Regions from separate parts of the Homo sapiens genome. Here region 2 is linked to region 1. Evidence: chromatin contacts called from ENCODE Hi-C data. All regions are on one chromosome and are shown on one strand. The core of a region is the stretch at or near the end of the contact, and the rest is flanking DNA. Distances in the headings are between cores, read along the strand shown. Region 1 holds the start of RGS16 (regulator of G protein signaling 16). Region 2 holds the start of EDEM3 (ER degradation enhancing alpha-mannosidase like protein 3).

Region 1 (4,193 bases), core at 1,105-3,604:
TGATCGGATCTTCTTGAACTCCTCACAGGCCAGCCAGAACTCCAGGTTCTCCTCACTGAACTCTGTCTTCAGGAAAGCGTGGAAGGCAGCCACTCCATCTGGGGTTGCGGGAAAGAAGAGGAAATAGGTCAGCTGGAGGGACAGCAGGGAATACAAGAAGAAAGGAAAGCAATTGCAATTAATGGCTCTATTTTTAGAACATAATTTTCTTGAACAATGACCTGCCTTTATATGTTGAATAGAGGCTGGCACACTAGGGGATCATTATTATTATTATTACTACTACTATTATTCTGCCCAGGCTCTCAGCAGTCCTGGGGCTGGCTCCAAAGCACATGAGTACACATGTGCCACCCAGAGACAGACACAAAAGGCTCCTACTCACTTTTACTGCTCAGCAGCAGGTCGAACGACTCTCTCCACCCCAGCACATCTTCTGAGAAGTTTCTACTAAAAGACAAAAAGAAAAAAAAAGAGTAAGAAAAAAAATCAACAAACCAAAGCATAGTACAAATTCTAGCCAGAACTCTGATGGAAAACTGCATAAAATTCACAGAAAGGCTTGCTTGGTGATTGCTGAAGCTGACACCTCAAACTCTTAGTTGGACTTAGGGTAAGCAGTAGTGCTTTCTAGAGCACAATTCAGCAACCAGAAATCAAAGCCAGGGACTCTTTAGTCCTCAGTCAATATCTCTAAGCCTGTCTCGTCTCTGTCCAAAAATTATTTCAATTCCCCTGACTCTCAAAGATTTGTTTTGTACACCTTCCCAAGGAAATAAGGTCCTCATAAATAGAGATTACATCTACACATAACTCCAGAGTTTGGTACAGTTGATAGCCAATATGAAAGAGTTTCTAGGCAAGGTGCATACTAGAAAACTTCAAGTGGTCTTGGATTCTGTCCTAGCCCTGGATGCACGTGCAATGAATCCCGAGGTGGGAGAGTCTGGGAACTAGGCATTCATGCCCTGTGTGCCCTCATCCGTGGATGGACTTGGAGCCCTGGAGCCACCTACCCACTCACCCATGAGCCAAGTAGTCATAACAGACCAGCAACAAGTCCCACTAAAATCTCTAGGGAGGTGTTGCCAAGGTCCACTTAGCGTGTCCTGGCTTCTCCCTGTATTTCCCTCCTCATGACTCCCTTCCCACTCCCTTCCCTCTCGGAGCCCTGAGCTGGTCAGCAACACTTACTTCTCTTTGCTGTGTTTACTGCCCCACTCGAACTTGCCAGTACTCCCAGTATCGCAGCCCAGCTCTGATTTGTGAAGAAAGATCCCCAGACGTGTCTTGAACTCTTTGGCTCTGAAAAACAAATCAGGAACATGAAAGCATTCTCTCATTTGCTCAGCCAGTGTGGAGAGGTTTATGGGTCCCAGAAGAGCTCTGGGTGGTGCCACCCAAACTTTAGCCTCAAGAGTTCCTGGAAACTCTTGGCTGTCCCCAGGCCAAGAGTGCTTCTCTTATCAGCATCATCAACCCCAAAGCAACAAAAGCAATGTTTGAGCTATGCTGTGGTAGGTCTTACACTTTCTGGGTAATACACACGCTGCATATATGGGCTTTTCCCTAAAGTCACACTGATCTCTCTTCGTGCCTGTTGATTCAGAAAAGAACTCAGCATTCTTTTCAGAAGTATTTCTGAACTGTGTGGGAAACTGATTCCTGCCTTCATCTTTACTTTTTCCTTCCCAGCCAGTAAGGATTGGAAGCTGTTGAGTAGCTCTCTGGAATATGGACACACCCTCAACAGTGGGAGCCCCCACCCCCACACACCCCACCAAAAAAAAAAAAATCTCCCTGTCTTCCAGGGGCAGAGGAGGCAATGCCCCTAGCTCTGGTCTGAGGAATGAAAAACAAATGCTTAAGAAATGGGCAGGCTCAGTGCTGCCTGGAAATGTCAACGTGGCCTTCCCGCAGCCGGGTCTTCAGCAGGTCACCTGAGCACGACTGCAGTTTGTCAGAGGATGGGGATGGCAGCAAGCCGCGGGCCCTTGCTTCCCTTCCCCTTGCTTTCTCCCTGCTCCTGGAATCTGAGCACGTGGCATCAAGTGCGCTTCTACCTCTCTACTCAAGCCTCTAGCGCCCCATCCCCGCGCCCACCCAGGTCCCCAGGCCTGCCGCTCCACTCCCTAAGAGTTGGTGGGACTTCCCCCAAGCAGTTGGACAACCTCCCCTTACCTCTCCAGGCAGGTGGTGGGGAAGGCGGCCAGGGTGCGGCACATGGCTGCGGGCGCAGGGCAGCACGTAGTAGGCAGGATGGTGGCAGGCTCCAGGAGGCTCCGCGTGCGCCAGGAAGCAAAGGCGCGGTAGCAGGTGCTAGTCAACTGCGGTTGGGTTTAGCAGCCTGCAAGCGCCCAGACTGAGCGGCCGCTGCTTTAAATCCCCTCGGAGGAGCGGGGCGGGGCTGGGCACTGCTGACCAATCGGAGGGTGGGGCTGGGCGCTGAGAAGGCGGAGGCGGGGCCCGCAGCCAGACTGGGCCGGGTGCAACTTTCGCGGCAGCTGGAGCACGCGGAGCTGCACCCTCCGCCCAGAGGACGCCGCGTGTGGAAGGAAAAGCGGCAAGAGAATTGGCACGGGGATGAGACGTGCACACCCAGTTTCCTAGGGAAAAGTACCTGCCGACCTCTAGTAACAGCAGGAAAGTCACGCAGCGGTGTCGTGTTGAGAGAGTTTGCACGGGGGTGGTGGGTCTGGGAGGCACACAGGGCTTTCTTTGATCGCAGGCAAGTCTGAGCCTGCTGGGTCCTGAGGACAGGCGCACAGGGTGCAAACCTGGGCAAAACAGCATCTGATTATACTGATAAGTACCCTTTACGAGGCTCTTACCATGATGGACACGGGGCTAAGTAAGCTCTTCATCATCATCTCCATTTTATAGATGAAGAAATCGAGAATCAGAAAGCTAAATAAACTTGTCCAAGATCACAGTTGGAGATGACAGAAAAGTGGAATAGGGATGAGTAGTTTATTGAACACCTACTATGTGCTAGGCACATAAGTAAGACTTGCTCAAAGTCTTAGTTATTAAATAACTTGCTCAAAGATGTGCAGCTAGTAAGTGTTGGCTCCAAAATTCAAATGTGAATTTGCCATTCTTTTTCCATTGCACACACACACACACACACACACACACACACCACACACACACACAAAGGTTAGTACCCGGTCACGGCTATACCTGTGGACGATCCTGGGTTTAAGCAGTTAATACCTTATTGTCTCCATCTCTGACATAAAGGTAATAAATGCCCTTCCTCTCACCTCATCTTCCCATAAAGGCATTGGGATTGCTATTAAGAGGCTGTATGTGAGGTTAAAAGTACAGGGTCTAGAGTTAGATTTTCAGGTTTCAAGTCATGGCTCTGCCAGGTGACCTGCTGAAGACCCAGCTGCAGGAAGGCCACGTTCACTGTTAACTGGCTACTGATGGGAGACGAGGCAAACTGCTTAACCTTTCTATGCCTCCATTTCCTTGTCTCTACGAAGAGAACAACTTATTTCATAAGGTGGTTGTGAGAACTAAATAAATTAATTCTTAGTTTGAGTTCCTAGGAACTAGACTCGGGTAGACACTTGCATGCAGGAGGTTTACTGGGGAGAGTTATCAGAATTAAGAGGGAGTAAAGAAAGCAGGTCTGGGCAGAGGGAGGAGTTGAAGGCCATGCCATTTCAACAGAGACCCCAGCTGGTTCCAAGGAATGCCCGGAAGCTCAGCTGGCCCTTTGGAACTGTCCACTGAAGCAAGAGGACAAGGCCCTGGTAACCCCATAAAGACCATTCATTGCATACAGCTGCCCAAGAAGACAGCCTAATCTTAAGGCAGTGCCCTTTGTCAAGAGCAATTCCTGGAGAGAGACTAACACCCTGGGAAATGATGATCACAGTCCCCAAGACGGGATCTGGGTGGCACCGCACAGCATCCGTGACAACATATAAGGTGCTTATATGACAGTGCTCAACATGTAGTCAGCAGTCAATAAATGTTATAATAGCTTTCAGTTTTACTTAATAGGGATACTGGGATTGCTAGCAATAAGGAAAATTAGTGAGTCTTTTGTGCCTCTTGGAATACAGTATAGGCAGTGTATACTGAGGCACTCTTAGTTAAGTACACCTGAGGCACTCTTAGTTAAGTGTACTGGAACAGGAAATAGCTGGAAATTGGATCCTATCTCCCAATTCCTGAGC
Region 2 (4,193 bases), core at 1,015-3,514, 2.2 Mb after region 1:
AGTTAAAAACTAATTTTGGTCAAAAATGATTTATCCAATGACTCTTTTACAAATAAGTTTTTAATAAAAAATGAAGAAAGGGTAGTGATAGTCAAATAAGATTCTTGTGGTTCTTAACAGACTTGATACTTCTCTTCCAAGTCTAATGAACGTGCAACATACTGGAGAGAGCCTGGCTCTGGGATCAGACAGGCTTGGGTTTGAATGCTGGCTCTACCAATTACTAGCTTTGTGGCTGAACAAGTCAACCTTGGGTCTCAACTTCCTCATTTGCAAATGTGGATCATATTCATTGGGAAATAGGAAGGAGTACAGAGATAACATATGTAAAGTATTCACAGAGTGAGATATTTGGTAAAACTTATCAATGATACATTAAATTCATATGAGAGAAAATGTAAGATATTTATTAGAGTTTACCGGTAATTTTATTTTGATGGTTGATACTTCAGCTTTTTTCCATCAAGTGACCTTTATTGCTATTTAGAAACGAATACAAGACTCTTTGCAATGATTTAAAGTACATAAAGTAAGACCTGATGGTTCCACCACCCCTCCAGCCTAACCCCATGAGATAATCTTCGTTCCACTTTTTTTCTGAGCTCAGATTTTTTTTTTCTTTTTTAAAAAAAACATGGGATGATACTATACATATTATTCTACAACTTGCATTTTTTTTTGTTTTGGAAATATATTCTGGATAGGCTTCCAGTGACGTACTTCCTTCTTCTTAATGTCTCAATATTATTCCATAATATGAACGTACCCTATTGAACCATTTCCTCCAAGGAAGAGCTGTTCTTTCAAAATGCACTTTTTTTTTTTTTTTTCGAGACAGAGTTTCGCTCTTGTTGCCCAGGCTGGATCTATCTCTGCATTAAGAGTGCTTTTATTTTCTTAGGGTAGATTCTCAGAAATAGAACTGATGAATCAAAGTGTGCACAATTTAAATTTTAGTAGATACTACCAATAAGTTACAGCAATTTACACTCTCACTAAGCCTTTTTTTTCTATTCCTTAACTAACCAGAACCGTATCCTTGTGTTTTGTATTATATTTACTAATCTGATGGGCAAAAACCAGCTAGCTCCTCGTTTTAATCTGCATCTCCTACGTTTATGGAGGTTGAGTAACTTTTCATGTTTATTTACCACTTCCATTTCCTCTTCTGGCTTAACCGTTCATGCCTTTCTCCCATTTCCTACTGGTTCTTCGCTTTTTTCTTATTCATGTGTAGGACCTCGTGTATGTATTACTCTGAATTAAATGGTGTAAATAGAATTGATAATTTTAACACACTTCCAAGACGGATAAAAACTACTGAATAGGTATACTTGAGACTTTTGAATAATTTCCCCCCAAACATTCTATTATGAAAATACAGTGCAAGAAAACACTGCAAGGAAATAGTAAAATGTGTAAAGTTCAAGTTCCAATGAACGCCCCCTTTTCCGTAACAGGTGTAAACATCATTTCCTTAACTACTGTGAGATCAGCAACATTTTCCCAGTTGGAAGCTCACTTGCGCGAGAAAGCTAACCATGCTTCGGTCGACAGGCAGCCAACCGCAGAACTCCAGCGCGCAGCGATGCGGGCTGTAGCCCCCTTCTTGGGCCACTGACATGGCAGCCGCGTTGACACACCGCGCCTGGCTTCAAGGAGCCTGCACATGTCACCGGCGGCCAGGGCGACACCCCGTCAGCTCCCCCGAGGTCAGGTCGCGGGCGGCGGTTCCCACCTCCCCGGACCCTGTCCACCCCTCTAGGGTTCTCGCGCGGGAAGAGCCGTTCCAATCGCGACAGGAGAGGCCACTACGCGACCGGGTCGCAATGACAGGCACCCCTCCTGTTGTCAGCCTCACCGAGAAACCCACCCCAGGCTGCCAGCACCCTTACCCAAGCTTCTGTTTCTCCTCCCTACTCATGGGCTCGGCCCCCGCCGTCCACACGGAGGTGGCCGACACCAGGCAGAACGCGGCCGTCGCCGCCACTAGTCTCCATCGCGCTCGCTGGGGAACCGGGGACCCACAGCCCCGGCCGCCGGCTTCGCTCATGGCCCCGCGGTTCCGCGCACGCGCAGCTGCTACGCCCGGCCGGTGAGACACATTGCTGGACGCTGGTGGCCAGGGGGCTGCTAGCCGTGCCGAGACGGGGCGGGATGCGGAGTAACACGGACGGCCGCCGGCGCCAAACTGTTTCCCGAAGCCACCAAGCCGGTCCCCAGCGCCAGCGCTGCCACCGCCCTCCGCCCTCAGTATCCCGGAGCGCCTCCCCCAGCTTTCCGGTGTCGTAGTCTAGGAAACCGCCTCCCCAACGTTACTTCCGGGTAGGGCCGAAGCCGTAGAGCCTCAGGACCAATGGAGACCTCATGGGAGAGGGGCTGTCTCCGGCGACTGGAGAGGGCATTGGCCAGGAGAAGTGAGACGTGGACAAAAGGCGGGACTGGGAAGGGATCTCTCGCTTCGACCCGCCTCCGACCCGCGGAGTTGCCCCCTGAGGACTACCAGTCCCAGTGTGCACTGCTTCTTCCCCGGCTCTCCCGCGAGCCGACTCGGAGCCGTGTCTCTCGCTTCTACCCGGGGTAGGCGCGCTGCACCCTGGGACTTGCGGTCCTCCGAGGTCGCCAGTGGTTGCTGGGATCCCACCTCCCCCTTTCCTCGGCGCCCTACAGTCAACCCTGTCTCGGTGGGCTGCGGAGTCCCGGGAAACCCGTCAGCTGTTTATCTCTCTTCCTCAGAAAGTTGTTTCCCAGAGAGCTGGCTGAATGAGGCGCACTGTCCCCATGTCAGTGCTGCTGCGTTAGGGAATAGTGTTGGAGTAGTCGTCTACCCTCAGGGAAATTCCAAAACACAGTAACAGCAAAATGAATTGAGCCTTTGAAGGCATTGCGCTAAGGTTTTTACTCGCAATCATCTCATGCACTCTTCTCAACTCTGATAGAGTAAGTACCACCATCCCCCTTTTGCAGACGAGAAAACAGAGGCTTAGAAAAGTTGGTTAACAAGAGCTCGTCACACTGCTGTATTAGAATCCATCCAGCCTCTGATTCGGAAGCCCTTGCATTTAACCACCGCGCAGTACTACAAGGATGAAGGAGCACGTGGGTCCTCGTACATGATTAATAATAGTTACCTCAAAAGCTCAATGTAAGGAGAGCTGTGTGGGCTGCAAAGAAGGTTTAATGAAGGAGATTGGAACTTGCAATGAATTTTGATGACCGAGTCCCAGGTTAACTATTGGTAAAATGACACATCGGTTCCTCTTGAAAAACCACATTGTTTTTCTAGTGTGGTCATTCAATAGGTGCGGAGTTTAGGAGCTTCGATGTGATCTCTGTGACCACAGTAAATTACTTACGTGTCCTTTAAGCAGTATTCGGCGGTCTTTCTGGAAACGTTTCTTCCTTGACTTTTATCACCTTACCTCTTACCTCTTAACCTCTTACCTCTTCTCTGGCTGACCCGTTTTCCTTCATTCTCTCGCTACTTTATATTAAAATACAGGTGTTCCCTTAAGGTTTTCTTTTTGTCCTTTTTCTCTCTGTACTCTAATTATTCCTTGGTGATTTCTTCTCATAAGGATTCAGCCAACATATCTCTGTGGTTGATTTCTAAATCAATATCTGTCCTGATCATTAGACCCACATTTCCACCTCCCTAATAGAAATGTCCTAATGTCTAGCCCAAGGGTAGCTCAAACGTAAGATGTTTTCTGATTCAAATTAATGCATCGGAATCATTGTCAACTCATCTTTAGCCTTCGGGGTCCACGTGCAATTAATTACCAAATTATATAGATTTTACCTCTTCTATCTTTCAGATTATTACCTTTCTTTCTATTCCCACTTTTGCTCCATTCAAGCTTCCATTACCTCTCTCCTAAACTATTGCAGTGTCTCAATAAATGTTAAATATACTTGCTTCCTTATTCCTGCAGTTTTCTTATCTATAAAGTGGGAATAATATGGTCCTTTTATCCAGTAGTCCCCAACTTTTTTGGCACCAGGGACCACTTTTGTGGAAGGCAATTTTTCCACAGGGTGGGGGAGACACCGTTCCATCTCAGATCTTCAGGTATTAGATTCTCATAAGGAGCGTGCAACCTAGATCCCTCGCATGTGCAGTGCACAATAGGGTTCATGCTCCTATGAGACTCTGACGCAGTTGATCTGACAGGAGGTGGAGCTCAGGTGGT

Evidence for each region. A loop is a pair of places that touch in the nucleus more often than their neighbours do. Pooled maps may share reads with other maps.
Region 2: a loop to region 1 is called in a map of CD4-positive, alpha-beta memory T cell, with 8 times the contacts of the local background. The contact joins the promoter of EDEM3 here to the promoter of RGS16 in region 1. A Hi-C loop is called at or near these places in 3 of 168 maps with a recorded cell type or tissue (B cell, CD4-positive, alpha-beta T cell and CD4-positive, alpha-beta memory T cell) and 13 of 50 pooled maps.

The regions. Positions count from the first base shown.
Region 1 is chr1:182,602,035-182,606,227 of GRCh38, forward strand. RGS16 (regulator of G protein signaling 16) reads right to left here and starts at 2,355. Exons shown (of 5, transcript NM_002928.4): 1 at 2,182-2,355; 2 at 1,195-1,305; 3 at 386-450; 4 at 1-98. The coding sequence starts at 2,225. RefSeq lists enhancers at 1,920-1,979, 2,070-2,119, 2,590-2,669.
Region 2 is chr1:184,752,594-184,756,786 of GRCh38, forward strand. It overlaps EDEM3 (ER degradation enhancing alpha-mannosidase like protein 3), which reads right to left and starts at 2,265. Exons shown (of 20, transcript NM_025191.4): 1 at 1,896-2,265. The coding sequence starts at 2,053. LOC105371649 (a long non-coding RNA gene) reads left to right here and starts at 2,581. Exons shown (of 3, transcript XR_922357.4): 1 at 2,581-2,940. RefSeq lists enhancers at 1,849-1,948, 2,419-2,518.